Linked DNA regions of Homo sapiens: region 1 is linked to region 2. A link is a loop called in an ENCODE intact Hi-C map of the cell type or tissue named here. Cell type or tissue: endothelial cell of umbilical vein. All regions are shown on one strand. Links, peaks and the distances in the headings refer to the core of each region. The heading gives the core; the rest is flanking DNA. Region 1 has its middle 84 kb from the start of MAGEA4-AS1. Region 2 overlaps MAGEA3-DT (MAGEA3 divergent transcript).

Region 1 (15,988 bases), core at 7,404-9,903, 810 kb after region 2:
TCATTTTCATGAAGTTCAGCTTATCAACTAGGTTTTTCATGTATCATGCCTTTGGCGTTGTGTCTAAAATATCATCTCCATATCTGAGGTCATCTAGGTTTTCCCCTGTTATCTTCTAGGAATTTTATAGTTTTGAATTTTACTGTCTGTGATTAATCTTGATTGAATTTTGTGATGGATGTAATTTCTGTGTCGAGATTCATTTTTTTCTCCTTGTAGATGTCCAGTTCTTCTACCAATATTTATTGAAAAGACTCTTTTCTCCATTGTATTGCCTTTGTTTTTCTGTCAAAAATCAGCTGAGTAGAGTTATGTGGGTCTATTATTGACCCTCTGTTCTTTTCCGCTGATCCATTTGTCTACTCTTTTATCATACTATGCTGCCTTGATTACTGTAGATTTATGGTAAGTCTTGAAGTCAGGTAGTGTCAGTCCTCTGACTTTGTTCATCTCCCTGAATATTGAGTTGACTATTCTGTGTTTTTTGCCTCTCCATATAAACTTTAGAATCAGTTTTTGTGAGCAACAAAATAAGATGCTGGGATTTTTATTGGGATTGCATCGAAATTATAGATTAAGTTGTGAACAACTGACATCTTGACAATATTGAGTTATGTTATCCATGAACATAAAATCTCCTCCATTTATTTAGTTCTTCTTTGACATCTTTCATCAGAGTTTTGCAGTTTTCCTTACATGCTGTACGTATTTTGCCAGATTTATATCTAAGTATTTCATTTTTAGGAAGTTCTGTGTTTTTTATTCAAATTCTACTTGTTCATTGCTGGTATATAGGAAAACAACTGACTTTGGCATATTAACTTTGCATCCTGCAACCTCACTGTAATTACTTATTAGCTTCAGGAGGTTTTGTTGTTGTTGATTCTTTCAGATTTTCTACATAGGTAATCATATCATTTATGAAGAAATAAATTTTTATTTCTTTCTTCCCAATCTATATATCTTTGGTTTCATTTTCTTATCTTATTGCATTTGATAGGACTTCCAGTATAATGTTGAAATGCTGTAGTGAGAGGAGACATCCTTGCCTTTTTCTTGATCTTAGTGGGAAAGCTTCTAGTTTCTCACCATGAGGTATGTTAGCTGTAGGTTTCCTGTAGATGTTCTTTATTAAGTTGAGGATTGCCCCTTCTATTCCAGGTTTTCTGAGAGTTCTCATCATAAATGGATGCTGGATTCTGTCAAATACTTTTTCTGTATCCATTAATATGACCATATGATTTTTTTCTTCTTTAGCCTATTGATGTAGTGGATTACATTAACTTATTTCTATTGTTGAAACAACCTTGCATACCTGAAGCAAATCCCACTTGGCTGTGATGTACAATTCTTTTTTATACATTGCTGGATTCCATTTATTAATATAAATATCTGTTGAGGATTTTTGCATTTATATTAATGAAAGGTATTGGTTTGAAGTTTTATTTTCTTATAATGCCTTTGTCTGGTTTTGGTATTAGGGTAATACTGGTCTCATAGAATGAGTTACGGAATATTCCCTCTGCCTTTGTCTTCTGAAAGAGATTGTAAAGCATAGGTATAATTTCTTTCTTAAATATCTAGTAGAATCCACCAGTGAGAACTCATCTGAGCCTGGTGCTTTCTGTTTTGTAAGGTTAGGAATCATTGATTCAATTTTTCAATAGATATAGGCCTATTCAGATTGTTATTTGTATTACTTTTTAATGTTACTCTAAGTGCTTAATATACGCCCCTAATTTTTCGTGGTTTAGTTAGAGTTAGTGCTCTACACAAAATACTGTCACACAAAATGTAAAAATCTTGCAACTGAATTGGTCCATTCACTTCACCACCCTTCCTGCTATAGTTTTCATACCCACACGCACACACACGCACACATATATGTACTACATGCTATATATGTTATATGATACATATATATGCTATACATATGCTATATGCTACATATGTTTGTGAAACAAGAGGGGGGAAATTGATTTTTCAAATTTTCCCATGTATTTAACTTTTCTTATGTTATTCTTTTGAGTCCGGATTTATCTCACCCCAATTTAACAAATCTGCCTTCTCCCAGATTTGTTAAACATTAGAGTCACCTGAGGAAGGTTTTGTAAAAGCAGGTGCCTAGTGCCAGGACAGTACTGTTCATAGGTGAGGCTTAAGCATGGGCCTTTGCAAGATGCTCCCAACATTACCTGATGTACAACCAGGGCCAAGCAGGCCCAAGCGCCTCCTGAGCTGCCAAATAGCATGACAAATATCCTGGGGCTGGCTCGCTGTTTTATCCTGTTCCCACCTCATGTGTTATCAAGCTATTGGCCTTATATTATCTGATTATGAGTGCCTTTCTTATCTCTCCTAAAATGTCCTTCTTCAAACTTCAAAATCTTCTCCTAACTCATGAATGTTGGCATTAGAAGACAAATTTGGTCATTCTTTCTTATAGCCTCTATCTTGCCATTTGACTCTTCCTATGATGTATCTTTAGGTTCTCCAGCACTGTCTACCCATCCCAAAAAACTCTTTCATTCATTCTTTACAAAAAGTATGTGTTACTTCTAAACTTCACCCTTATGGATATCACAGTGACATGAGAGGCATGTAGCAATGTAGGAAACAGTGTGCTTTCTTGAGTCAAGTGGTCTCAGTTCAAAATTCATCTTGACTCCTGATGAAATTCATGATAATAGACAAGCAATTTAACTTTCTGTCTCTCAGTTTCCTCACATGTAAAATAGGGATAATAGTAATTCCAACCCATAAAGTTTTAGAGAAATTTGATATGCATTGTTTAGCACAATACGTGACACTAAGAAAGTTCAAATCAATCAATAACAGCTGGTTATTGCCATTATTATGACAGAAATGGTCTCTGTTCTCTACAGAGCTTACTAGGCCAGTACTAACCTAAGTGTGGTCCAGAGAGTGCTACTTATCCTTGATGGGACAGGGAGCTTGTAACAGAATGTAAACCAAATCATCACTAAGCACGCTGTTTAATACAGTTGACGTTTATTTTCTTTTTTATTTATTTATTTTTTGGAGTCTTGCTCTGTTGTCAGGCTGAAGTGCAGTGGCACAATCTCAGCTCACGGCAACCTCCGCCTCCCAGGTTCAAGCAATTCTCCTGCCTCAGCCTCCCGAGTAGCTGGAACTACAGGCACATGCCACCACGCCCAGCTAAGTTTTGTATTTTTAGTAGAGATGGGGTTTTATCATGTTGGCCAGGATGGTCTCGATGCCTTGACCTCATGATCCACCTGCCTCGGCCTCCCAAAGTGCTGGGATTACAGGTGTGAGCCACTGCACCCTGCCCAGCTGACGTTTATTTTCTAGCAAGACTTTCTCAATGAAGGAGTTAGAGCATTGATTTACATTCTACAGCAAGTGTCTCATTTTGTAACCAACCTGTACTTTAAGGAGCACTTATCCTGAGGATTTGTAGCCTCCCTGGTGTAGCTAGGTAGTGGAAATTGTTCTGGGCTTGAAGGCAGAAACCCTGATGCCAGCTTTAGCTCTATCACTGGCAGGCAAGGTGACCGTGGACAGGCCATTTAAACCCTGAACCTCTAATTATTCATCTGTAAGATGGAAATAATTACCTCTCTCTCCTTCCTTCTTGCCACCATGAGTTTCACGTGCACTTGAGGGCTGCAACAATGCCAGGAAATGCTTCCAGGCCTCTACTGGGAGAGTAAGCCAAATCAGCCCCTGGGGTCATTTAAAGTCAATAGCTCTCCAGAGCTTCAGACAGAGCTCCGCGGCAGAGTAAAGAAGAATGAGGCTTGCTACTAGCTTCCTGCATACCAAAACCCAGACGTTGTGACTCCCACTCTCAGGTTAAATAGAGGTAACCAAAGGCAACCAAAGCCATCATTCATTCTCTTTCAAATAATGTTTTGTGTTCAAGCTAAGTGCCTTCCACTTAAAGGGTACTTTGCAATTTGGGGCCTGGCAATGGCATTGGCCACCCATTACTTAAAATCTTCCCAAATGTACAAACATTATTAGTACAAGCATGGAACAGACAAAATAACATAATGCAGCTGGTGGATAATGGGGAGGACATTGAGGCTCAAAGCATCAAGTGGATCCTCATAGGCAATAAGCCAATCCAAGAAAACATTGGGCCCATACCGCCGCCAGAGCACTAAGGTAGCTCTTCTTGGAATCGGTAATAGTGCAGCACTAATGGCTGCAAAAAGGACCATATTTTCTCCCCATTCATTAAGCCCCAGAAAAAGGACTGCATGGACCTCTTTACTGCTTTAACACACTCATTAGATAAAATGTACCAGTTAACCTCCTCAGAGGAAGACCATAATCTGAGCACATGAATTCTGTCCTCCCCACCCTCCTCCGCTCCGGAAGTCCTCTACCTGGCAACAACTGTCAATTCTTTGCTAGGTAGCTGCTTGGACCCACCTGACAACATCGCTGTTTATACTCTCAGGTTCTCTGCTGTCCGCTTGCTAAGGGATTCAGCTAGCTGAGAGAGAGAGAGAGAGAGAGAGAGAGAGCGAGAGAGAGAGACCACTAGACCACGGTTATCAATATTTGCCCTAATGTAATGTCTTCAGTGACTATCCAAAGGCAAGCTCTAATAATTATAGCTCCCATAGTGTAAGTGCCTCTCTGGGACAAGGCAGTTTATGACCAGGGTCTCAGGGGCCTCCCTCAGCTCTTGCTTTGGAGCCTAAGTGTCACTGCCAGTATGATGGCAACTCTGTTAGCAATATCATGACCCCCAGAACTCCTATCCTCTATTGTCATCCTAGAAACTGCCTCCCTGATTGTGTGTCAAATGAATTTCTGTCCATCTTGAGCTCCCATCGCACCTGCAGTTGAGTAAGGAGTGCAGTGGAGGTTGGCAAGGGCAGGTAGCTGGGAGAAAGCACCGTCAGTATGGAACTGAGTTTGGTTTTGATTTGGGAAGATAGGCTGTTTGTATAAACCCCTACAATCCCTGTGTCGCCCCCATCATGGCATTTAGTTGGCTGTATAAATTGCTTTTCCCATAAGACCATAAGTTTCTGGATAATAAGGACTCTCTTTCTCCTCTTTGTGACTTCAGCATCACATAATAAGCATTCAATAAGTGTGTGTGAACAAGTTCATGGCCAGCTGGCCAGCTACTGCTCATGCATTTCCTTGCAGCTTCAGATCACTGGTTCAGCAGAGTTGGTTTTGGGAAAGCAGTCTGAGGTGTCATCACAGAGCAAACACCATGGATGAGTGACACGGGGATAGTCTTTGCCCAACGTGTATATATCAAGGGCCCACTTGACAGACATTCCCTCAGACCACAACAGCCTGCCCAAGGCCAACTGGAGAAAGCCCTACACAAATAAAACTATCCCTTCTACCGGCAACCTGACCGGTCATGTTCCTGTGTATGGCAGCTATGCATCTGGGTCAGCTGACTCCACCCCTGGCGCTTGTATTAAGAAGCCCTAGTGTGAGTGGGCAGGCCCTTGGGTGGATAATTTAGATGTTTGAGCACTCAGGTCTCAGCTACGGAGTCCAGGGGATAAGGGGACTCCTAGAGATGGAATGGCTAAGGGCCACACAAGCCTTCCTTGACAAGCTGAACTGACTGCTCTTTTCCATTTCCTGTGCTCCAAGAAGAGGTTTTCAGCCAGGTTTGGGGGCAGAAAGAAGCTATGAAATAAGACTTATGTCAGGGAGTAGTATGGCTAAGGGATAGCATAACAAATATTTCGTTTTCAACTCGATAGGTGCCTCTACAGTCATATTCCTAAATCAGTGATAGGAAGAAATGCTGGTGTCTTTACTTTTCTCTGTTCTACAAAAGCTTTTGATAGAGTTGGGGGTTACAGAATAATGCATAAGGAAAAATTGAGGCACAATCAATGACAGTCTGCAATTAAGTGCTAAATTGTCTGGCACAGGCCTTAAGTGCTGCAGGAATCCAGGGGAAGGGCAGTCAATGAAGGCTGAGTAATTTGTGGGTGGGTGGAGCACTGATGTCTGAGAATCTATAATATGACTCCAGTCAGCACAGATTTCCTGGAGGAGGTGGGATTGGCACTGGACCTTAAAAGATGAGAAGAACTGGGCTTGAAGGAGGGAATGGCTCTGGTTCAGGGCACAAGGAATGGTAGAGCAAAGGTAAGGAGGCAGATGGAGATTAGATCCAAGTGCAGAGGTCTGGCTCTGACAGGGGTGGGGTGGTCTGTACAGGGAATCAGAGTGATCACATGACTGGCTGCCGGGGCAAGGATGATGTGGAACTCTGACTCAGTGCCTCTGGGTAAGTGGACTAGGTTGCAGCTGTGCGCCAGGTGAATCTAGAACTCAACAAATAAATTCCCTTGCAAAAGTGAATTTCCTGGGCAGTCTGCAACAGGGTTCCTCCCTTCCAGGAGCTCTCATCCCTGTACAGGCAAAGTCTCATTCAATGCCCACAACAACCCTGGGAGGAAAGGAGGAATTGCTAAGGATTCATAAACTCCAAATACACATGGTCTCAGCGGAGACAGCAGAGTGGGTTGGAAGGTCACCTGTCTCCTGGATTTCAAGGCAAGCACTCTGGGAGGCAGCAGAGGTAGCAGATATCAAACTGTGCTTCCAGGAATCTGGAAGTACGTTCAACTCAGAATTCCTCACATTGTTCACTCCCTGCAAATGCACCTGGTTAACAATGACAATAATACTGTCATTGATTGAGTGCCTACACTGTGCTGGGTACTTTAAAGGAAATAATTCATTTCATCCTCACAATAATCTTTTGAAGTGTGGAGTTACTGTCTTTATCCTACAGATGAAGGAACTGAGGCAAAGAGAGGTTAAATAACTTGTCCAAGGTCACATGACTGGTAAATGGCAGTCAGGATTCCAAACCGCGTAGCCTCTACTTCAACTCTCTCGCCTGCCTCATTCCACAAGCACCTGCCCTCTGGGTAGATCTGCGATGGATCCCCTATAGGAAACATCTTATTCACTGCCTATTAAGAGACTCAAGACTCCAAAGAGATGTGGTCTGACCAGAGACAGTGGAGTGGGTAAGAATGTCCTGGCTCAGAGCCAGCGTGTTTCTATTTTCCCACTTGCTATTATTACTGCTGCCTTAGCTCAATCAGCAGCAGCAGCAAAAACAACCTAGCACTTCCTTGGAACCCCAATCCTGCTTTCTCCATTTGAACACCCTGAGAGTCCTATGGGAAGAGGCAGGGCACGTGCTGTGGGCCTGGAAGGAAGGAGGAGGCGACACAATAATGTTGCCAGAGGCCAGGGAAGGAGGCAAGGGGAGGAGAGTATTAATGAACCCAGGGAATCATGACCAAGGGCAGAGGAGGATGAGGTCCCACAGGCAGAGAAGGGGAGAGGTCATGAGGTGCAAGCCTTTTAGCAGAGCCCAGACTGAGGGGCAGAGAGTGAGGGCAAACAAGCTTCGGTGAGATCGAAATGACACCTCAAAGCAGCCCTTGTGGGAACAGTGAGCTGCCTTGATTGTTGACAATGAATGGTGACTTCCAGACTGTCATCCGACATAGAGACACGGTAGGCACCTGAAGCAGGGTCCACTGCAGCAGGCTCTAAGCCCTGTGCTTCACGGGCCGCTGTATTCTTACCCTTTTGCTGTGCCACAGACCCTTAGCTGAAAGATGAAGCCCACAGATTCCTTCTGACAATAATACTTGAAATGCATAAAAATACACAAGGTTATAAAGGAAACAAATTATATCCAAATATCAAACAAAACTTGTATGAGATGCTAATATAAATTTTTTGTATTAATGCATGAAATCAAATCTAGTGGTGACTGTAACTACTACTATAATTTCAAACTACTGTCCACTATAAGGGCTGTCTGGAGATAGCTACAATAATAATGTGATATGAAAATCCCTCTGATTTCTCTCAGTGGCAAAGCCTCACGTACTACTAATGCTACTGTGGTTCATTGCCTACATTCAAAATTGAATGAAATTAGAAATTTCAATTAGAAGTTGATGAAAATAGAAATTCATTTTTTTCCTCCCAAGATCACAGGGGTCCTGTTTGATGGGCAATGGGAATTCATTGGTCTTGGGACAAGATGATTAGAGAGCTAGTCCCAGGTTTCCTACTCATCATGTGTCTTGAAAGTGTTATCTGACTCTTGATGGCCAGCTCACAAAATAACTCTGTTCTTCCTTCTCTCGAGCATTCATGAGAAGGTGGGCCTGCTGAGTTATCTGCCCCGGTTCTGGAGACCAGGTAGGGGGAAGTTCAATCCCAAGTCCAGGTCCAAATCCAACAATCTTCCAGCTCCTATACAGGTCCTCATGCTCACAGGACCATCCTTGGATATGGAAGGGGGTTGCTCCTATCTTTGTCAACTGGTTCCAGAGGCCACGACTGAAAAGGAATTCAGACAAAGGTCACAATTCTGCCTTGTTGGAGTAAGCCAGCCCCACCCTAGTGGAGCCCTGTGAAGCAAGCACACACATCTGGTTGGATATAGCATGGAATGTTCATTACAAAATCAGTTATGCTTTTACAGTAAGCCCCAGGGAGTTTGGCAGACAAAGCAAATGACATAAAATGAGATCGAGCGTGAGAGTGAGCGAGCCAGGGAGAGCAAGCGGAAAAGAGAGAGAGAGAGAGAGAGAGAGAGAATGAATCTTAGAGAATTAAATTTGAAAGAGGCCTTAGAGGCCCTGTAGCCCAGCTCCTTTGTCTCTGTTGGAGATGCCAAGGCCCAGAGAAGGGACATGCCCTAGTGGGACCCCTGAGTAGCTCAGTGCTGAGTCACTGGCTAATTTCTTGCTCTTTGCCCTTGGCAACTCATGTCTATTTGACCAGAGATGAACCAATTGGCTTGGAAGATGCTTCTGGAAGCACTATTCAAATTAGCCAACAGCTCCTCCATGCTGCTGTATTTGTCATAACAAACACAAGAATAAATAATGCAGCCTTGAGGAGGGGCAGCCAGAAATGTCTGTACGGATGCCAGAAGCAGCCAGGGATCCCCTTTGGGGCATGCTGGGGCCCTCAGGAGGGTCCCAGGTGCTGGATTTGGCTATGACCACAGGGCATAAAGTGTGAGTGCAGCTGAGGCTTTTCTGCGTGTATAATTTCCTTCTCTGATTTCCCAAGGAGTTAATGAAAAGATTATAATCATCATCATTTTCAGCAGCACCATTGTTTTGCACTTTCATTACTTAGGTGGGTTTTAGCCCTACATAGGTTGATGGCCCTCAGTCCTTACTTGCACCCAGGACCAAATGGACCACTGGGCCAGTGCAGGACTCTGAACTCCAGCTCAGATTTCAGGCCCAGCTCTTCCTCTTTCCAGGTGAATGGGATGACTTGAGTGAATTCCCAACCTTCCTGAATCTCAGTCCCCAACTTGCAGAATAGAGAACTTAACCTCTAGCTTGTGATCTGATGGGACAACAGGTTCTGATTGCTGCTCACCATTCTCCCTCTTTGTGTGGGGATTACACAGATAGCTCCTATTGAAAAGCCTGCTCCCTGGGGGTCATACCGTTTTCTTGTTTGCAAGAAGGAGCACTTGACAGAGGCACCAGCACACTCAAAAGCGAAATCTGAGAAGAATGTAATTTTCTACTTTTTCTTCTTGCACAAAAGGGAAAATGATTTACTGCATCGCTCCCCAGAGCTTGATGTCAGCTGGCTGTAGCCACTGCTACATTAGGGAGTGACAAATCTGAAGCTTGCCATCAGAGTTTATGAACAATTTATGAGGGCAAAATATGCATCAAGCTCTGATCTTTCAGGCTAGGGAGGTAAGGCAGGGGAAAGGCCAGAGGTCACCTAGCCAGCCTCCTGCCTCTGACCACACACATTTCAGCTTTACACTAAGGTCAAATGACCAGCAGCTATAAACATGATGCAGGAAGAATGTCTTGCTGGGCACTGCAATTCATAAACCTACCTCCATCCAGAGGTAGAGGTTGGAAAAGAAAGAGCACAGGCCCTGGAATCAGACAGACCTAAGTTCCCCTCCCAGTGCTGCCACTTAAGATCTACGCAACTTTGCATCATTCTCTTTCCTTCTGTGAACAGAAGTTTCTCCAGTGACCTTCAAGTTGGTCTGTAGCCTTGACCTTTATCTTATTTCCTGTCCTCCAGGTATCTACTAGAGACTCCTGTGTGCCCCACCTCTGAACTCTGAATCTTTTCCTGAGTCCTGCTCCTCTTCCTTTGCATGCACATCCATCAACCTACCTACATTCATTGTCATAGACTCTGCCTTCCCCCGTCACTCTGGATGAACTGTCCCTTCTCTGATCTTAGAGCAGCCGCTCCAATTGTGCCCTTGATCCTATGCTTTTTTACCTACTCAAGGACATCACTATAGTGGTTTTCTCCTCTATCTGCATCATGCCACTTTCCCTCTCTACTAGATCATCTCCATCCACATGCAAACATGGCTTCTATCTACCATCTTCAAAAGATCCAAACCTTGATCCTGTCTCCTCCAGCTACCAATTTTCTTAACCCCAAAGTGAGCCAAACACCTACAAAGAGTTGTGTTCCTTTCTGGCTCCTCTTCTGTATTTCAAGTTGTTTCCCTATTCTTGTCAGCTTCTGATCCACTATTTCACTGAAATGGTTCTTAACTAGGCATAAATGGGTTCAATCGGCAAAAGCCCACATCTTCCTGAAGCTTATGATCACTTCTGTCCTCATCACTCTAGACCTTCCAGCAGCATTTGACATGGTAATCACTCCTTTATTCTTAAAATATTCTCTTCTCTGGGCAAGACCTAGAATTACTCTCACCCAGTTTTCAACCGATTTGTAGCTTCTTCTCTTTTACTGGAGCTTCTTCTTCTTCTTGATGTCTGTCCGAATGTCAAAGTGCCCTAGGGCTCCATCCTTGACCTTCTCCATGTCATCTATACTCCCTCCCTAGGAGATCACTTGATTTGCAATATTGTTTGGGCAATGATAACTTCCAGATTTATCTCTCCATCATGATCTCTCCCCTAAATATTGGACTCATGTATCAAAATACCTACTTGTCATCTCCACGTGTGTGATAGATATCTCAGACTTCACATATAACAAACACAATTCTTGATTAGCCACCTTCTGCCATCACTAAGTTTGCTCCTCCCTCAGTTTCTCCCCAAAGGGCACCACCATTTACTCATTTGCTTTGGCTTCCCTCAAAATTATGAGTCAAACTTGATTCCTCTCTTTCGATCAATCACTTCCAATAGCCTACAAATTGACAAATGCTGTGAGCAATATCTTCAATATGTAGCATTCAACCACTACCCACCACCTCTACTGCCACCACTGCGTTCCAAGCCACCACTATCTCCACCCCTGATTATTGCAATATAGTCTCATCTAGTCCAATCTGACTACTGGCTCCACTACTCACTCCACTGAACTTGAACATTACCAGTGACCTCCACATTACTAAATCCGTTGGTCACTTCTCTGTCATCTTGCTTGACCTTTTAGGAACATTGGGAAGAGGAATCCACAAGCTTGTCTGGTTTCTTTTATATCTCTCTGTGTATTTATTATCAGCCTCCTCAGTTGGCCCCTCCTTCTCTACTGTACTTCAACCTCTATCTCTGGTTAAAACATCAGCTCTGAGCTTCAGACCTATATAACCAATTGTCTACTAGCTATTTTCTCTTAAATGTACCAGAAAATGCCTCAATGTCCAAAACTGAACTCTCGATCTTCTTCCCAGGGCTTTTTGACCCCCAGTGGCCCCCGTCCACTATGCTCCCTAAGCAACAAACCTGAGAATCACCTTTGACACCTCTCTCTCCTTTACCACACCTATCCAATCAGTCCCTAAGAGTAGGACATTCTACCTCTCCCCAGTCTCTTAGCTTTAATCCCTTCTCACCATCTGTTTTAGTGGCACTTTTTAAGTCCAGGTTATAATCATCTCTCACCTGGACTTCTGCAACTGCCTCCTCTCTGGTGTCCTCACTTCTACTTTTGCCACTCTCCTGTCCTCTCAGCATGCTGCAGGAAAAGGGATCTTCTGAAAACATGGAGCTTGGCCGTAGCTCTCCTGTGCTTTACTCCCCCAGGGGCTTCTTCCTCAGTGTTCCCAGGATCAAGTTAAAGCTCCTGAGACTGGCATTCAAGGCACTGCAGGACCTGACCCTAGGCAACCTCAGCCTGTCTTCCTCCCACCACTCCTTGTATCTGAGGTCCCAGCCTCACCAGAGCACTCATGCAGTCATAACCGGATATCTGTTCCCAGGACTAGGGGATCCTCAAACGCAGGAATCTTGTCGGAGTTGCTTTGTCATCTCTGCCCCCCATGTGTGTGTCCCTATGTACAGGAGACGCACGTGTACAGGAGGCACACACAGTCAGTTTCATGTTTTCCTCCATCTGTCTCCACAGTCCCTGTCTATGTATAATCCTTCCCTGCTTGCAGTTTTCCCACCCTTAAAAATATTAGAATTTTGTTGTCAAATCTCACCAATGAGTTCTATGTGTATTATATTGTTTCTGATATTTTTGTGTTTTGTTGTGTTTTATTTTGTTTTTGTTTTATGTTATTCCTATAGTGTCATGGCTGCCAGCCCCTGGAGGCCTAATCGAAATTCGACGGGAGCCTGTCACCACTCAGCCACATAGCAGAACAACAGCCACAGCCACTGCATCAGCACAGCACTCAACAGTGTAAAAGACTTTTCTCCCATTTTCCCACCACAGGCCCCTTCCATCACTCACTGATGGAGGGAAGGCAAGGACTCCATTATTCCTGCTTAGCAGATGAGGAAACTGAAGCACTGCAAAGGTTGGAAGGGTCACTAATGCCTCTCAGAAAAATTCTCCTTGCTGAACAGGAGGTCAGGGTAGCCTCCAGCAACGCACTGGGCTAGGGTGAGACAAGCAAGGCACTGAGGGTGTAAAATTTAAGGATACATTTACTTTCAGGGTCATGCAAGTTCAAGATTGCTGCCAGACAGTAAGCGCCTGCAGGTGGAGAGGCAGACCCCAGAGTGGCCCCATGGGAACATAGCTATTACTAGAGTCCTAAGCAGGAGGAAGAACCCTAGCCCAGGGCTCCAAAGACGGCTTCCTGACTGACTTACTGGGTACCTTTGGGTCAATACCTCCTCCCCTCAGGGCCTTGGGGTCCCCAAAAATACACAGGGATTTCACATTCTCTGTCTTGTGAGGTAGTTTTGTTTCCAAGCTCTCCCTGTGACTCTGGTTCCCGGTACAGCCCCTAAGCCCAGAAGACAGCCAGTGCTAAGGAGCTGCTACTATCAGCCCCTTAGAAATCCACTCTGCATGAGTCTGAGCAAGCTGTTGTGCATAGGTTTGATTTAAGGCCATTTCAATAAGCCCCAATTCATCATCCTGAAGGCCTTTGAAGAAAAGACAACTGCCATTTTCTAAATGCCATTATGCAATCAAGCCTTTTGCAGGCAGCCCGGCAGGTCCACATGCCCGTACGCGTACCCAGACTAGTACATCTCACGTCTTGCTGAGTGTGCCTGGGCTCCCTTAACCATAGAGCCCCAATGGTATGGGGGCTGGCGAGGATGATGCAGGAAAGAGACCGGAAGCCCGAACAGTGACACGGACCACAGAACAGGCGTTCTGTGAAAAGTTGTAGAAAATCCCATAGCAAGGAGGCCCTACCTGACCCAGGATCTTTCTCGTCTGTCAGGAGCTTGAGCCTGTTCCCTGAGCTCCCTTTCCCTGCAGGGCAGAGACCCAAGGCAGCCTTCTAAGAGGACCATTGTCCCTGGAATGCAGTGCTAAGAGCAGTGACTTAGCAGCCAGGTTTGAGTCTTGGCTTCAGTACCTCTTAGCTCTCTGACCCTGGGAAAGTGAGCAACAGCTCTGCGCCTCAGTTTTCTCATCTTTAAACTGAAGGTAATAACAGCATATCAACTTCCTAGAATTTTGTGAAAATCAAATGCTGTGCTATCTATAAAACTCTGAGAATGAGGCTTAACGTGTAGTAAGCTTTATATCAGTATTATGATTCTTGTCATTTTCACAGCACCACAAACAGGAGTGGCAACTGTGGGAGCTGGAAAGTAAGCTAGGGATTCCCCTAGACCATGGGGTATGGGAGAAGCAGAGCAAGGTATGGAAAATGAAGGCCTGATTTTAAATCCTGCCTTCACTTTTCTATAGCCATGGGTTTTGGGGCAAGACTGGGTACTGGACCGAACCTCCTTCTCCATCTCTAAAAGGGGTAGAGACTCCCCAGCTCAGGGGGTTCTTTGCAGAAGTTGATGAAGAAACATATGGGACACTGCTTTATACCAGGCAACACAAAAAACTACCCAGCAGGGTACATGTGAGAACAAGGTCTCTTGTTTCCCAGGCTGTGCTCTTGGTAGGACACTAGCTTCTGCAGTGCTCACAGGTATCTCCCTAAGAAATAGCCTCTCTTCCAGCCATAGGCTTTGCACTCAGAAATGCTCCATTTGCACATTTTAAGGAGCAATCATCAGAGTCTCATGTTCAGCCTGAGCTCTTTGATATATCTGGCCAAAAGAAAGGTTCTTAGGCCCTTGCAGTTGTCTCACAGTGGGGACCAGCCACAGTAAACCTGGGCCACAGTGGCCAGCCTGTGCATTTGTTAGCTGATGCCTGTGGCGCGCTCAAAGGATGGGAAATGGCCCAAGTTAGGAGCCCCACATTAAGCCTTGGGTGCCTTTGTCTACCCAGAAGCTATCACTCTCGGGTGCTGACCTTGTGTTGGCATGGAAGCATGGGAAATGGTCGAAGTTCAGAGCCCCACTTTTAGCCTGTAACTCTTGCAAGTGGCTGTTTTCCTGGTGATCTCTTGCCCTACGACTTCTGCTCTTCCTCAACTGCCCTAACCCAAACCTCTTCCTTCCCCACATGATGAGGGAAAGGAGAGTGTGGGAGGGGGATCCCCAGCTTCTCAGTAGCCTGGAACCTCCTTGGGGAAGCACAGGAACCCTCACTCCTGCAAGCAATAGCTCTATTTTACCTGGTAGTCCAGCAGGGCACAGCTCTACTTCCTGAGCCCTCATAAAGAACTGCCCTCTGTCACATCACATTGCCAGGTCACGATTTATTTCCCCCTAGGCCAGCTGCAGTAGCCTCAGTGATGCGTGGGCACTTTTCCCCCTCCACATCTCCCCACTCTCCAGCCCAGCCATGTCAGCACGAAGCTCTCCATCAGAGGGTGATTAGATTTGGATAGGGGTTTTTTTTTCCGGACATAATTGTTTCTTAATTCTTTTAATTTCGCTACCTTTAAAGATTACAAGCAACAACTAGCACTTGATAAAAAGAACATTAGTAATTAATCGAGTTTTCAAGTAGCGCTGCTTTTGTGGCAATTTTTCAAAATATATATGTAATTTAAAATCTGCAATTTAAAATCTGAGGAGGCAGAGACCCTTCCAAATGATGCATGAGACCCCTACCAAGGGATCAAGCAATGCAAAAACCTAAGTAAGGCCCCCAAATACCAAGGAGAAATAATCTGTTCATTTATTCATTTGCTTATTCACACAATCACACATTTGCTTGGTCATTAAATTAGTTAACTTACTCTGTCACACATTCATTCACTCCTTCATTTATTTGTTCTCATCCTTCTTATATGCTCACTCACTGGTTCACACACTGACAGAATCTCTCCCTCCCTCCCTCCCTCCTTCCCTCACTCTATAACACCCATAGCCCCATGGTGACGTAGGGCTTTAGCTGATTTTATAGATTTTCTCCAAAAGTACCTTCAGTGTTCAAAAAAAATGATGAACTTTCATACAATTAGCCAACTTGAACCACACTCCTTTTATTCAATACACACTGCTTGAGAGTTCAATATGTGCAGAGGTAGCAAGAGACAGATGACATTGACCACACCCTCACCTGGCTTGTGGTCAACTTGGGGAGATAAGCGTTTTCACAAATGCTTATATTAGATACAAGAATCCAAAAGAGGAAATACATAATTCTGACAGAAAGGCTGCATGCAGGCATCCATTCAGTGAATTTTCCTGAGCATTTACTATGC
Region 2 (15,988 bases), core at 3,722-6,221:
GGGCTGGCTCCTTGGGGGCTGGGCCAGGAATCCGCCTCAAGGGGCACTGGGTCCTGTCTCTTCTCTGCAAAATGCGAAATGTGTGTTTTTCTTGGAAGAAAGGGCCTGTGCCCGAGAGTTGTATTTGATGGTGAAGGGAGTGTGGTAATTTGACCGCCATGGCTGAATCTGCATTCTGAAAGACTTGGACAATTTTGGGCGTCAGGAGGTACCCAACGGCTGGTGACTCCGTACCCTTGAGCCTCCAGTAACCCCGCGTGCCTTGTCTCTGGATAAGGTCAAGGAGGATCCTAATGGGTTTTGTTACAGGGCTCTGGCCACAGCAGGACTGCTCCTCCCTCAGGATGGACATTGGGCTACAGGAGCCCAAGAGTTGCTTAAGACTTAAATTTCCTAGAGTGCTCTTCACCCCAACTTTGGGTACTCAGGAAAAAGACTCAAGGAACTGGAAGGGCTCACCAACTGGGGTCTCTCTGAGATGTGGTTGTGTCTCATCAGCCAGGGGATGCAGAATGAAGGTTCATGGCTGACACCATAGAAGGGGAAAAAAAGGCCAAGGTCAGTGTTTGGGGTGTTCAAGGGAGTTAGGCACTGGAGACCAGGGTATGCCAATGTTCCTGGGTTCTGACCCCATCATATGGAAAAGCCTGACATCTTGACTAGAGGGCTCTTATTCTTTCCACTACCTCAGACTCTGCCCCTATGGGACAGAAAAATCGTGGAGGATAAGAAATGCCTCCACCCAATTTCCTATGTCCTTCCTATCCCATGACAAAGCAAGTTCAGAAAGCTTAGAAAGTGGCCTCACCAGAGCCCATAGGGCAAATGGGTAATCAACAAACAGAGCTGCCATGTTCACCGGCATGCCACCTCCCACATCACACCATTGAGAAGAGTTGAAATCAAAACGGATTTCAGGTTTACTTTTGGTTACCTAGAACATTCACTGAGAAACACAACATCTCCCCCTTTTTTTCCCCTCAGTATTTGATGAAATGAGTTGAGATTGCTGGTGCCCAGCAAAGCATGACTTACCTGGTAGGCCAAGCAGTTTTGCACAGCTGAGGGTTTAACTCTTTTACCACTCCCCCTTTAAAATCATTTTAGAACCATACTTTTATGAAAAATGTCTCTCATAGTTTCCTGCCTTCTTTTAATGAGCAGAACACCCTCACACCTTTCTTTCCCATCTCCCCTCTTTCCCTGGCCATTGCAGTAAGAAAAAAGGATGATGGGACCCATTTGTCAGGATCACATATGAGAGCAGATTAAACCCACCTCTACTGCTACCAGTCCTGTCCCATCACCTCTGGTCACACAGACGTCCTTGTAGAGAAAATCCTTGTTTGCCAAAAATGTTAGAGCCATTCCGGGGCATTTTGTCCAGCCACCTCGGTTGTAATGTAGGGAAACTGAAGCCCAGAGAAGAAAAAGGGATTGGCCCAAGGTCACACAGTAGCAGAGGCCAAAACTAAAAACCACATTTCCAGGTCTGCTTACTTCGAGAAGAGTGCGTTTTCAGTCTAAGTCAGCTTTGACTGGAAGTTCTAGCAACCACCAGCAGGTGGGAGCAGATTTGTTTGAATGTGGGATGTTCCCAGCACTGAGGAATCAAATTCCACAGGCAATTGGTCTGGTCGCTCATTTGTTAGGGGAAACAAGCCTGAAGCCTGAAATTTTGTTCTTAGGTACCCTTGTGACTATGAAGATTGACAAAAAGTTGACGGCAACGATGAATTCTCTTCCAGAACTTACATCCCAGAAGGCCCTCCCCTACTTCGGGTCTCCCTAGAGGTAATGCTTCATTGAAATTTCTGACTCACAAGAAAAGGATAGCCAAAATACAAGAAATACAAAAATGCCATTATAATTTGTACTTATTGAGCGTTTGCCTAGTTAATTTATTATAATATCCATAAAGATCTAGATTGAATAAGCTTAAACCTGAATATGGGATAATGGTGTAGGACAAAGAACACTCATCTGGAAGTTAGCCCATCTGTGTTCTGACCCAGCTCTGCACACGACAGTGAATATTCCAGTTTGGCTAAAGGGTAGAGTAAGTTTGGAGGTAAGACAACAGGTGAGATAGGTAAGAGGTGAGAGATTAGGCAGAACCTGACTTTGTAAGCAACACACACTCAGTGTACAATAAATTCTTGTGTAATGAATGAGGCAAGAGAAAGAATCTGGGTCCTAATTTTCTAAAATAAAAAATTGTATTTTATTTTAGAGTCAACAGTAATCTTCTGAAGGATTTGTGCAAGGGAATGATACAATCAGAGTGGCACCTTCGCACTGAAGGAAAAACTGGGAGGGAGAGGGACTGGGGGCAAGAAGAGCACACATCTCCTTCTGGTAATGGCCAGCTAGGTAACTTGGACTAGCTGTTCCAGTGAGGACAATGAAACAAACTGGCTGAATGTAGAAAGAAATAATTGTCATAAAGAACTGAGAGATACTGAGGCTAAAATCCGGAAGAAGACAAGAACCCAGGGGGGAAAGCCCAGCACTAGAATCCTCTTTTGTCCTGATGGCTTCTACTGAATCTGGAAGAGAGTTATGAAATTGAGCTGCAGTTTTGGTGGCATCATAAGGAAAAAAGTGAAAGCTCAAGGCCCAAGGAAGTAGCGGATTTGATTAGCATTCTTGTCACTCTCAGCTGAGACCCTGAGTGGCTACCCCTTTGGGTTAATGGTGACCTATAAGTAACCAGCCCTTGTGTGGTCTTGTAAACCTAGATACTCATCATATGGGCAGTCCAAGGAACCTAAAGCCCTGATCTTGGATTAAAGTGGCCTTGGACAAGTAGTATCCTCAGGCATTTGAAAATACCCCAGCAAATGAAAAGACTCTGCTGGAAGGTATTATCATATTGGGCCTAGAATCATTTGTACAATAATTTTTCAAAAATATGTCAGCGTATAGTCAAAGATAACTTGGCATAAAAGGAAACACATAGACCATGACAGCCAGTAGACAACAAAAACAAACTCTCAAAGACTTCACGTATCAGAGTTACGTGACAAAGACTACAATAACTATGGTTCACTTTATTCCAAAAAATTAAAAATAAGTTTGAAAATATCTGTAAGGAACAGAAAATCATAAAGACTAATAGAGCTATTTTGAAAAAAATCAAGGTGAAAAACTAAACTATAACTAGTGTAGTTATACTAAAGACTATAACAATGAAACTTGAGAATTTAATGGATGGGTTTAAGAGAAGGCTAAACACAACTAAAAAGAGAATTATTGAATTGGAAGATAGGTTATAAGAAATTGCCCAGAGTTCTGTCTGGAGAAACAAATTATTTGGAAAAATAAAAAAGGGAGGATGAGAGACTCAATTAGTAGAGTGAGAAGGTCTGCCATATATTTAATTGAAGTCCCAGTTGAAGATGACGGCTGTAAATTTGAATTCACAGATTCAAAAAGCCCAATAAGTCATAGGCAAGATAAATTAAAAGAAATCTACTCCTAGACACGTTGTAGTGAAAGTAAAGAAAGCCAGAAGCAAAGAAGGCTATATTACTGGTCCAATTAAAAATAATGAGTTCCTGACCTAGAGCAAGAACAGGAGAGACTGAGACTAGGGGATGGAAGTTAGACCCTGGACTTTAGAATGCTTTTACTCATTTTTTTCCATGCTGAAAAAGGCACTTGTTAGAACAACCTGACACCTATGAGCCCTCCCTAGTTGTCATGCTTGGAAGGCCATTGTTCTATCGGTGTGTGTCCGTCATCTCATGGGCCATCAAAGAGGCAAATATTTTCCATGGGTGTGAAATGCTAGTTGCTGCTGAGGTCTAAGGCTGGAGAAATGTGCTTATATATGGCTTCCTAAGAGAAACCAGAATAAAAGTGAATCTTTGTAGAAGAGTTCCCTTCTGCTTACCCTGCCCTCATCATTCACTATTTCTAAGGAAAAACATACAAAATGAACAGTTCTGTGGTTCTCAGGGTGTCTTCCTACACTTGGGCTTCACTATATGCAATTGCTCCTTGGGCTATCTCATGCTGGAGCACAGTAACATTCCTGCAGGGGTTTATATTATAATACACTGAGCTACAAATAAAATAGGCTGTCTTTTGAGAGTGTGGGCTCCTTATTTGTTACTAGAGCTGTTTATACAAAGACTGAATGAATGGCCTCCTGTCATGGGTAGAATAGAGGAAATTCTGCTCCATGTGGGAAGTGGTATCAGAGCTCCTGTGTTTGGCTCAAAATCCTTCATGCATTTATTCTACTTGAGGGACAAGCATTTTTATGTACCCTTAAGGACTCTTCCACCACCACCACCACCACCACCACCACCATTACCACAGAAATCCCTTTTTCCAAGAGAGGAGAGTGGGAGGGCAGGAAAGCCTTCTCTATTGCCTAACCTCAAATCAATCAGAATGCTGTCTGACAGTGAAGACACAGACCTACCTTCACTTATAGCATGCAGTATGTGACCCACAATTTTGACTAACTGTCACAAAGGGAGGGGGTGCTGAATTTTTGATTCTGAGGTTCCATATTTTCTCTTCACTTTTTCTCGGAATTCACATTTTATGTAGGTCACAGCTCCCTCTCTCCCCCAAGCCTGCAGAAACGGGCACTGTATTAGGTATAGCATCTTCTAAAAGCATCTCCCTCCCTAACTATGAAAGAGCAGGAGCGGTGAGAATACTCCACTAACTCTAGAGTTTTTCTCCCAAGGACAGGTTGTATCGTAGTGTATTAAAGGGGCATTTGATTATGAACTTGAAGATCTAGATTGGAGCTCTGTCACCAGCTATTATACCTAGGCATGTGTCTCAGCCTCTGAAGCTCAGCTCTATCATCTGGAATATGGGGGTGGTAATAATGCCTACTTGTTAATGGGAGAATCCAGACAAAAAGGACTCCCTTTCCATCACAACTTCTAGCTTTGGGACCTCACCTCCCTTATCCAGTCAGATTTCTCCTTTCTCCATCTGGAAAGGCTGCGGTCACTACCAGATAGAGCCACTAGAGGGCCTCAGCTCTCCTGGTCTAATTGTGGAACAAACCTTTCCATTTATCTATTAAATAATTGTTTCTCCGAATCCAACAACAGCAGCAAAACACCTTATGCAGAAGCTCACTGAAACAGAGGGGGATAAGCACAGGGAGCAGAGACCTTTTTGAAGGAGGAAGTTTTAGTGCGCAAATGGATAGACCTTTATTTCTACACTGCGGTAGTTGCTGCCATCAGCTACTCTGCCCCTCAGTGAGGATGGTGATGGCTAACTTCTGTGCATCCCTGCCCCTGTTCCCAAGGGGTGAGAAACATTGATCCTGTACAAATCATGAACGGATATCTCCTGGAGCTGTGGAGGGCACAGCCAGAGTGGCCACATGTGGTACACCTGGTGAGAAAGGCTGCTTTCTTACGTGACTCCCTTACCCCTGTGATATAGTTTGGCTGTGTCCCCACCCAAATCTCATCTTGAATTGTAGTTCCCATAATCCCCACGTGTCGTGGGAGGAACCTGGTAGGAGGTAATTGAATCATGGGGGCGGTTACCCTCATGCTGTTCTCGTGATAGTGAATGAGTTCTCATGAGATCAGATGGCTTTATAAGGGGCTTTTCCCTCTTTTGTTTGGCACTTCTCCTTGCTGTCACCATGTGAAGAAGGATGTGCTTGCTTCCCCTTCAGCTATCACTGTAAGTTTCTCGAGGCCTCCCCAGCCATGCTGAACTGTGAGTCAATTAAACAAACCTCTTTCCTCTATAAATTACCCAGTCTCGGGTATGTATTAACAGTGTGAGAGCCGACTAATACACCCTGCTAGTCTTGCACCTGTCCTCAAATCATTTTGGGTTACACAACCCCCCTTAGCCCCTAATTAATGTACTCTTGTATCTTTAGCCGTGTGCTCTCTGCTCCTCCCTCAGGTTAAGTTCTACCTGACCAGAGGATTTTCTTTTAGATAGTCTTTTGACATCAGTATACTCTACATTTGTGGTAACAGCGATAATTCATAATAAGGCATTGAATCTTTCAGCAACTCTAGTCCCTTGTACTTCTCCAAATTGCTCAAAACCATGCTTTTCTGCACGATCTCTGAGACAGATTCAGTAGCACTCACTTCCATCTGCAGGCCCCTTTCAGTTAGTTGGGGCCATGTAACTGGTTTTAGACAATGAAATGCAAACATAAGTGGCACAGACTATTTCCAGGATGAAGCATTTGAGAGTCAGTTTACTATCCTTAAGCTCTCTTTCTTTGCCCTGTCGACCCTGAAAGCCATATGTTGAAGTGGGAATATCAAATATGGAGAGAACCTAGACCCTGAGTCTTCCGATAGAGGATGTGACCTGCATCTGACCATGTGTGACCTGGAAATCAAGCTTTGATATGCTAAGTTGCTAAGATTTAGGGACTTAGTTATCATTTCAGCAAAGCTTAGCCTAACTTGATAAATAGACTCTGGCACTCATCTCAGTGCCTGTACCATTAGTCTAAAGTCCCATGTACAACTCTTTCTGCATGTTTTACAGGTAGCTTGAATCCAAAATATCTCAGTCTTCTCCTAGTACTCTGCAAATATGCTCCTTTTGGTGTGTTCTCAGTCTCGGTGGACTGATATTCAGTTGGGACCTGGTTGGGACCTATAAGACATCTATAGCATTTCCTTCTATCTCCCCACCCCCATATTCAGAAAGTCATCACTCATTCATTGATTAGCTGTTCACTGAGTACCTTTTAGGTGCCAGGTACTACTCTGAGAACAGGGATATAAAAGTAGAAAAAAAAACAGTGAAAGAAATCCTTGATATAGTGGAGCTTATATTATATAGGAACAGGAGGCAGATTACACAGAATTGAAATGAATAAAGTATCTGGTTTATTAGATGATGATAAGTGCAACAAAGAAAAGCAAATCAGGGAAGGAGAGTAGAGAATGCTGGGCAAATGAGGTGGTAATGATTGGAGGGCAAAGACATTATTTTAAATAAGGTGGTCAAGGAAGGACTCATTGTGAAGGCAGACATTTGAGCAGAGACCTTAAAGAGAGGGTGTAAAGCCGTATAGACATTTACGGGAAAATGATTCCAGGAGAGTGGACAACAAGGGGAAATGCCTGAAGTTTTTGGTGTATGCAAAGAATAATAAGGAGGCCAGTGAGGCTGGAACACAGTGAGTGAAGAAGAAGAGAAATAGGAGGTGAGGCCAAAGTATAAACGGGGGCTAGATCGTGTAGTGACTTGTAAACCATGATAAGAACTTTGACTTTTACACAGAGTGAGATAGGAAGCTGATGGCGGATTTGGACATAGGAAAGACATGAGCATATTTATATCATGACAGTGGGATCATGCTTTTTGCCTATTGGAGAATAGGTTCCTGGGGTGGGGGTAGGGCAGAAGCACAGAGAGCAGTCGGGAAGCTGCTGCAATAACCCAGGTGACAGATGATGGGCTCAGCAGACCAGGGTGGTAGCAGAGGAAGATGTGAGATGTGGTCAGATTCTGGATATCTTTTCAAGGCAGAGTTGAAAGGATTTTCTGACAGATCAGACAGAGAATATGAAATTAAGAGACAAGTTACAAAGGATTTCCGGAGTTTTGGCCTGACTAGGTGGGGTAACTGATTTGCCATTTATTGAGTTGGGCAAGACTCTGGGAGGAAGAAGTTAAAGTGCATGAATAGCCAATAATTTTATTTTGAACATTTTCAGTTTGCTTTGATGTTAGGCGTCTAAGTGACGATGTTACACAGGAATTTGTATATATGATCACCACTTTCCCTGCCCAGCACATTTCTACTCATCCTTTAAGGCCCAGCTCAGCTGTGATGAAGCTTTTCTCCCAACTGGCCAAGCAAAGATAGTGACCTCTTCCTTCATGCTACAAGGGAGCCTTCGACAGTCCTGTGGAACAACATTTGACTCCCGTATTGTCATTACTGCCTTTCAGCTGTCTTCCACGACAGACTGACTGGGCACTCCTTTAGTCCAGGGACTATTTCTGGTTCATCTTGTGCCTGCCTAGAACACAGTCCAGAGTCTGGGTTATGGTAGGCACTCAAAAGATATTTGTTGAATGAAGCATCCCAGAAATGAAAATAAATTTTCCATAAGCTGGAGCTCATGAAAAATGAAGACTTGGAAATGGCCATCATATTTATTGGTTAGAAGGCTCATTGGTGACCCCTGGGACAGCAGAAGCCTGAGAGCCACACTGAGGAGTCAGGAATAGGACACCCTTCTGAAAGTGTTGCTATGTGGCCATTTTTGCCTTTCATTTTGATAGTCTTGTCAGTGTTTCTCAAGTGGTTAGGCGATGAAAGGGATCAAGATTTGTGTCTCCAAGTGCACTTCAAAGAGGGCATCCTCTTCCCTGGAAGAAATGCTGTAACTATAGTAGTGGGTAGGATTTATAAGGAGACAGATTGGCTTAGATTTACTTCTAATGGAGGAAGCACCAGAGTCAGACAAATTTAGCAGCTCAAATCCCAGCTCTGCCACTCATCAGCTGTGTGACAAGTCACTTTCTCTCCTTGATCCTCAGTTTCCTCATCTGTAAAATTTGACGTTGTGGGGATTAAGTGCAATCAAGTTGGCAAAGCGCCTTCAATAGTTACTGACACAGTAATTGCTAGGGAAGAGTGGACAAAAGAGAAGCAATAGCAGGGCTAGCCAAAGATGGGGCTAGCGTTCCCCATTCCTGGAGATATTCAAGGACAGACTGCATTACCATTTTGTGGGAACATTATAGAAAGGATTCTAATGGTTGGACCAGTCGAAAATTGAGGTCCAGTCTAGCCTTGAGTTTTATAATTCTAAGAATCCCAAGGAATAGAAATGCAGATACAAATGTTGCTACTGAAACCACTCTACTCATAGTGGAGCACTCATGTGCCAATGGGTTTTTTTCCAAAGGCTTGTGTGTGCGTGGCAGCATTGTCTGTGTGGCAATGTTGTGTGGGCAGCAATGCTGTTGCTGATTTGAGAGCACACTGCCAGCTGTGCTGCCTGCTGCTGCCACACCTGGCACACTGCCTCAGCACTACATGTCCCTTCCATAGTCAAATAGGCCCCTGAAGTGACTGCATGTTCATTTTACTCTTTGACTCAGTCAGCTGGGGCCTCCCATACTAATCTCTCATTTACTCCTTTGCAGTATAATCATAATTGACTCCCGTTTGGGGAGAAGGCTTCAGGAGGTGGTACAGTGAGAATGCTTGCTGCTTATCTTGGCTTCACTGTGTGGCATCACCACCGATTTTTCAATTTGACCTTTGAGACTATCTCTGTGATGCTTCTCCCCACTGCGTCCTCCTCACACCCTGCTCCTACCCCCAGTTCAGGCCTTCATCCCTGTCTTGCACTCTTGTAATAGCCTTTTAATTAGTTTGCCCATTTGGTGTTCACCCTATCTGTAATCCACTCTGATTCTAACTTACACTTTTAGCTCCTTCCTCCTCCTCCTTCCTGTCATTCCCACCCAGCTCCAGTGCAGAGGGGCTACTGGCCTTTCTCTGAGTGACCCCCACTTGGCAGTTATTCAGTTTGTCTCCTTCATCTGCCAAAATTAAATCTATCTTTTAAACCCGAGACCGGATACCCTTTTCCCCAAAGCTAGCTGTGAGGGTTTTGACTGGGTGGCTCTATTTGTGTCCTGATCACATGGTGCCTTTTATTGGAGTCCTGTGTGTGCATCTTATTTCCCTTAAAAGTCTGGGAGCTTCATTTCTCTCATCAGTAGCTACATTCTCTCCATATCTCTCCTCATTTTGAAAACAAACTCTTCTTGTCCACCATGATTTCTCCCCTGAATCCCTACCTCATTAAAGAAATAAATGAATAAACCCAGTCAGGGTTTCTGTGGGTTGTACTGAAAAGTAATTTTAACACCTGACATCCTAAAAGCACAAATTACATAAGTAATTTTAGGGACGAATTGACAATTTAGAAGTCTGAGTGAAAAAAAACTCAGGCTACAAATGATTGATTCTGCTGAATGTTGCCTAAGTGCTCTTAATTAATCAACAAGGAGCCACATTTGCTCCCCTGATGACCTTTTCTCTCCTTTAGAAAAGCCAAGCCCAAGGGAAAGGTGTTTAAACTGTTTATTTGATTCATTTCTTAGCTTCTGAGCTTGACTACCTTAAGCCTTTGGTTTGTTCTTGAGGATTATGGGGCTTTTAAGAATTGAGCCATTCTCTAGTTTGCTCTTCAGGATATGGGCATATTGCATTCATCTAATCCCTTGAATTTACAGAGTGGGCTAGCATAGAAACCAGAAGTGAGTAGAGCATTTATTTGGGCAGCATGAATTTCTGTAAAAGAAGATGACAGGAACTCGCTGCAGTCCTTCTGTCAGCTCCCATGTTCCTGATGTTTATAAGAGCATTGCTTATGTAGTGAATCGTTCCCCTGGACACATTTCTTCCACATGGTGCCTAATGGGTTGAGGTGGAGCGTGAAGGGCCAACATGCGCTAGTGGACAAACAGCCACCAAAGCGATGTTTACTAACACTTTCACCACTAAAGTATGGCAAAGGGCTTTCAGAACAGGGTGCACTCATATTCAAGTGCATGACACCGTTCCAGAAGTTATGATGACCAGAAAAGCTTTATTTTGAATTGAAGGTGCTACTTGGGAGTCAGCTTTAGAAATAAAGTCAAAATGACCCTTCTTGTGTTCCATTAGATGTAAATATAGTGAGACAGCTTCTTCCCAATGAAATGCACTATTATAGGACTCTCCTTATACAGTACTTCACTTTAGATTCACTTAGATTCATTAAACTAAATGCTTGTTCCAGACACCTGACTTGCAAAATGTACTCCCTATTCCAGCCCACTGCTGAGAAAATGGCCAGCCTACTCCAGAAACCAATAATAATAATTTAATCACCACAATAGTGCTGTAATCTGGGTACTATTATCCTTCCATTTTCCAGTCAGGAGTGGAGAAGACATGATGGAGGTCAGAGCTTGAGCTCTGAAGCCCAACTGTCTGGATTTGAATCCCAGCTCTGACACTCACTTTCTGTGTGATCTTAAGCAAATTACCTAACTTCTCTGTGCCTCAGTTTCTTCACCTCAAAGGGGTATAGTAATAGGAATTCCTTATGGTGTAAAATGAATTAATACATGGAAAATACCTAAAACAATTGCTGAGCACATGGTCAATGCTCAAGTAATGGGAAATCTTCTGGAGTTAGGTGGCTGTTTTCTGGCCAATCAGTAAGACAAATGGGATGAAGAGAACAAAAATATGGGTCATTGGAGTAGGCCGGACTTACCCGTAGTTACTGGGATAAGCTATGTGATTCTGGTTGGGGCAGAGGCACATGTATAGAAAGGTTGCAGAATGCAGGCCAGAGGGAGTCAGTGCCTGGGATGTGTCCCAAATGTGTCTGCCCCAGCCTGAAGCTCCTAAAGCCTGGGAGATGAATAGAGGCCTTTTTCTACACACACTAGACTATAAGAAGAGTTGAGAACCCCAAGTAATATGCAAACTACTAAGTTCAACGAACCACAATTCATTTTTAAACAATTAATTCACCTTCTTAATTTAGATGTGGCAATTTACAAAGCAACGGACCACTTGGCATAGATTTTCTTTGGGGGACATGGAGCACAGTTATTGGCTTATACATAGACGCATCAAAAACCCTAACAAGGTGGGACCACCTTGTCATGTTATCTTGGAATTTCTAATGATTTGACTTGGCTTCGTGTTTTATTGGTACTGTACAATTTAAATATCTCAAACAGAGTTTCATTCAAGGCTCTCAGTCCATGTTGAACTAAATGATGACTCCCTTTACTTTCTAGTCACACTGTCAGGGAAATTTTTACAGCAGCAGCTTCAGCGTTTATACTCTGCTGTCAGCAACTTCATCTCGGATATCGATGTGGACACGGTGCTGGTTCACAATGGAGCACAGGGCAAGATACAGGATTTCTTTACATTTCCAGTTTGGTATAGTGAGGTATAGTGTGCTTAAAGAGACCAAACACCACCCCACCCTGCCAGAGAGAAAAGGAGAAATACAGCCCAGCAAAGTGTTTCTTGGCTTGAGTAAGGTTAGATATCATGCCCCTCACTTGGAGTTGGATTTCAGTTTCTGACTACCCAAAGGGTTTCACATCCAGCGACACTGGCAATGAGTGAGAAGAGCCCCTTAGTATAGATTCACCAGGCTGCTAAATAGGTGGACTATTTAGCAGGTGATACAGTACCCCTCCATCCATTTTTTCTTTCTTCTCTTAAAAATACCATCTTTATTAAGATATAATTGACATACCATACAACTCACTGTATTAAAGCGTACAATTCAATGTATTTTAGTGTTTTCACAGAGTTGTGCAACAGTCACCTCCATTTAGCTTCAAAACATTTTCACCACTCCCAAAGGAGACCCTTTACACATTAAGCAGTCACTTCTCATACCCCCTTCCCCCCAGCCCTGTCAACCACTAAACTACTTTCAATCTCTATGAGTTTGTCTATTCTGGATATTTCATATAAATGGAATCATGCAATATGTAGCCTTTCGTGACTAGCTTCATATACTTAGTTTAATGTTTTCCATATTCATCCACATTGTAGCATGTATCAGTACTGCATTTCTTTTTAAGGCTGAATGATATTCCATTGTATAGATATGCCCCATCTTGTTTTATGTATTCATCGGTAGATGGACATTTCTGTAGTTTCCACCTTGTGGATATTGTGAAAAGTGTTACCATGAAAACTCAAGTATATGTCTTCATTGTGTACACACAGTGTGATAACATCTGTTTTCAATTATCTTGGGTATATACCTAGGAGTAGAATTGCTAGGTCAAATGGTAATTCTGTGCTTAACTTGTAGAAGAACTACCAGAGTGTTTCCCATAGAGACTATACCATTTAAAATTCTCATCGGTAATATATAAAGGTCCAATTTCTTCGTATCTTTACCAACACTTAACATTTACAATTTTTTAAAATTATAGCTATCTTAGTGAGTAAAGTAGTATCTCATTGTGTATTTTTAAGAACAGCTTTATTGAAGTCTAAGTGATCTCCAAAACCCATACATATTTAATAAGTACAATTTGATGAGCTTATACATATGCACATACCCTTGAAACCGTCACCACAATCAAAGCAATAGATACACCCATCATCTCCAAAAGTTTCCTTATGCCTCTTTTTTGTTCTGTTCTGTTTGTTTTTTGTTGTAAGAACACTTACTGTGACATCTACCCTTTTAACAAATTTTTAAGTGCACGTATCATGGTGTTTTGATTACCTAGCTTTGTAATTTATTTTTAAATCAAGAAGTGTGATGTCTCTGGCTTTGTTTTCCTTCTCAAGACTGCTTTGGCTATTCTGGATCTTTTTTAGTTCCATATGAATTTTAGGATTTTTTTTTTGTGGGGGGGAAAGCCATTGGGATTTTGATGGGAATAGCATTGAATCTGCAGATGACTTTGGGTAATATGTACATTTTAACAATATTGAATCTTCCAATCCAGGAACACAGGACGTTTTTCCATAGATCAGTTTCTTCTTTAATTTCTTTCATCAATGCATAGTTTTCAGTATAAAAGCCTTTCTCTACACTGGTTAAGTTTATTCCCAAGTATTATATTCTTTTTGATGATATTGTAAATGGAATTGTTTTCTTAACTTGCTTTTAGGATTGTTCATTGCTAGTACCTTCAGGCGTCACTTAATTATGGGGATCCATTCTGAGAAACGTATCATTAGGCGACTTAGTCATTGCACAAATATCAAAGCATACTCACACAACATAGACAAACCTGCATGGCTTGTTACAGTACTGAATCCTGTAGGCAATTGCAACACAATGATAGATATTTGTGTATATCAACATGTCTAAACATAGAAAAAATACAGTAAAAATATAGTATAAAAGGCAAAGATGGTATATCTGTATAGGTCATTTACCATGAATGGACCTTGCAGAATTGGCATTGTGTCCTATACAGTAGTGTGCATAGGACATTATTGCACACTACTGTAGACTTTATAAACACTGTACATTTGTGCTACACTAAATTTATAAAAATTCTTTCTTCAATAATAAATTAACCTTAGCTTACTGTAACTTTTTGTACTTTATAAACTTTTAAACTTTTTCACTGTTTTGTAATAACACTTAGCTCAAAATACAAATACATTGTATAAATGTACAAAAATGTTTTCTTTCTTTATATCCACATTTTAAAGCTTTTCTCTCTTTCAATTTTTTTTGTTTTTGCTTTTTAACCTTCTTTGTTAAAAACTAAGACACAAGAACACACATTACTCTAGGCCTACACAGAGTCAGGATCATCAATATCACTGTCTTTTACCTCCACATTTTGTCCCACTGGAAGGTCTCCAGGGGCAATAATACACATGGAGCTGCCATCTTCTATGATAACAATGCCTTCTTCCAGAATACCCACTGAAGGACCTACCTGAGGCTGTTTTATAGTTAACTTCTTTAATAGGTAGAAGGACTTCACTCTAAATTACTGATAAAAATATAGTTTAGTAAATACATAAACCAGTAACACAGTTGTTTATTGTCATTATCAAGTATTATGTACTGTATGTAATTGTATGTGCTAGACTTTTATATGATTTACAGTGCAGTAGGTTTGTTTACGCTAGCATCACCACAAACACGTGAGTAATGCTATGATGGCTATGGCTTCACTAGGCCATAGGAATTTTTTAGCTCCCATTATAATCTTATGGGACCGTGGTTTTATATGCGGTCTGTTGTTGACTGAAATGTTGTTATGTGGCGCATGAATGTATACAGAAATATCACTAATTTTTTTGTGTTTATCTTGTATCCTGAAAATTTGCCCAATTCAATTAAATATTTTTTGGGGAATCCTTTGAGATATTCTCTACATAGGATCATTCCAGCTCTGAATAGAGCGTTTTACTTTTTCCTTTCCTACTTGGATGCCTTTTTCTTTTTTTCATATCTAATTTGTCTGGCTAGAACTTGCAGTATGATGCTGAGTATAAATGGCAAAAGACAGCATCATTGTCTTAACCTTAGGGAGAAACCTTTCAGCTTTCACCATTTATATGATGTTAGTTGTGGGATTTTCATAAATGTCTCTTATTTTGTGAGGAATTTCTTCCCTTCTATTTCCAGGTATGTTGAGTGTTTTTTTTTTATCATGACAGGGTGTTGGCTTTTGTAAAATTCATTTTTTGCATAAATTGAGATGATCACCTGTTTATTCCCACCTTCATTCTATCAGTGCACTCTATTGCATTGATTGATTTTCATATATTGCAGTACTTTTGGCTTCTTGAGATAAATTCCACATAGTCATGATGTATACTCCTCTTAAAATGCTGCTGGATTCAGTTTGCTAGTATGTTGTTCAAGATTTTTGCATTTGTATTCATAACAGATGTTGGCCTGTATATTTCTTTTCTTGTCTGGCTTTGATATCAGAGTAATGCTGACCTTCTGAATGAGTTAGAAGGCTCTCCATACTTTTCTATTTTTTGGAAGAGTTTGAGAAAGATTGGTATTAATATTTTAGATAATTTGTAGAATTATCCAGTCATGCCAGTTGGTCCTGGGCTTTTCTTTGTTGGAATGTTTTGATTACTGAGTCAATCTCTTTACTTGCTACAGTTTATTCAGATTTGGTATTTACTCTTCAGTCAGTTTTGGTAGTTTGTATGTTTCTAGGCACTACTTCACTCATCTCCTTCAACCATTCTTGGAAAAATATTTATTGACATTGTACCATGTTCAGGCACTGTGCCCTGCACAACCAGTCACATGTTCTGCTTCTGAGGAAGTGAAATTTTAGTAGAAATATACACAGTGAAACAAGGGATTCCAATACAATGTGATGTTGTGATATACATTCGAGGGGCCTCTGAATCAGGCTTGAGGGCTCAGGAAGAAAATTGCGTGGCTGGGGTAGAGGTGATTGGAAGTTTTAATTTTTATTCTTTCACACCTTTTTAACA

Evidence for each region. Hi-C counts contacts between places; a loop is a spot of excess contacts. Peaks named below come from ENCODE experiments on the same cell type or tissue, not always from the same donor. Only the 100,000 strongest peaks of a DNase experiment are listed, where the experiment ranks them.
Region 1: it touches region 2 in a loop (30-fold over the local background); 7 of 110 quality-filtered maps call a loop at or near these places.

Annotation. Positions count from the first base shown.
Region 1 is chrX:151,818,873-151,834,860 of GRCh38, reverse strand. No RefSeq gene overlaps it. Among named protein-coding and RNA genes, the nearest start is that of MAGEA4-AS1, 84 kb to the left of the region's middle. RefSeq lists an enhancer at 9,170-9,716. In endothelial cell of umbilical vein, for the core only: no CTCF peak of the experiment used is centred there; a DNase peak (open chromatin) is centred at 8,800.
Region 2 is chrX:152,621,688-152,637,675 of GRCh38, reverse strand. MAGEA3-DT (MAGEA3 divergent transcript) reads left to right here. Exons shown (of 5, transcript XR_938525.3): 4 at 1,689-1,794. Among named protein-coding and RNA genes, the nearest start is that of GABRQ, 8.2 kb to the left of the region's middle. In endothelial cell of umbilical vein, for the core only: CTCF peaks have their summits at 4,781 and 4,986 (motif pointing right); no DNase peak of the experiment used is centred there.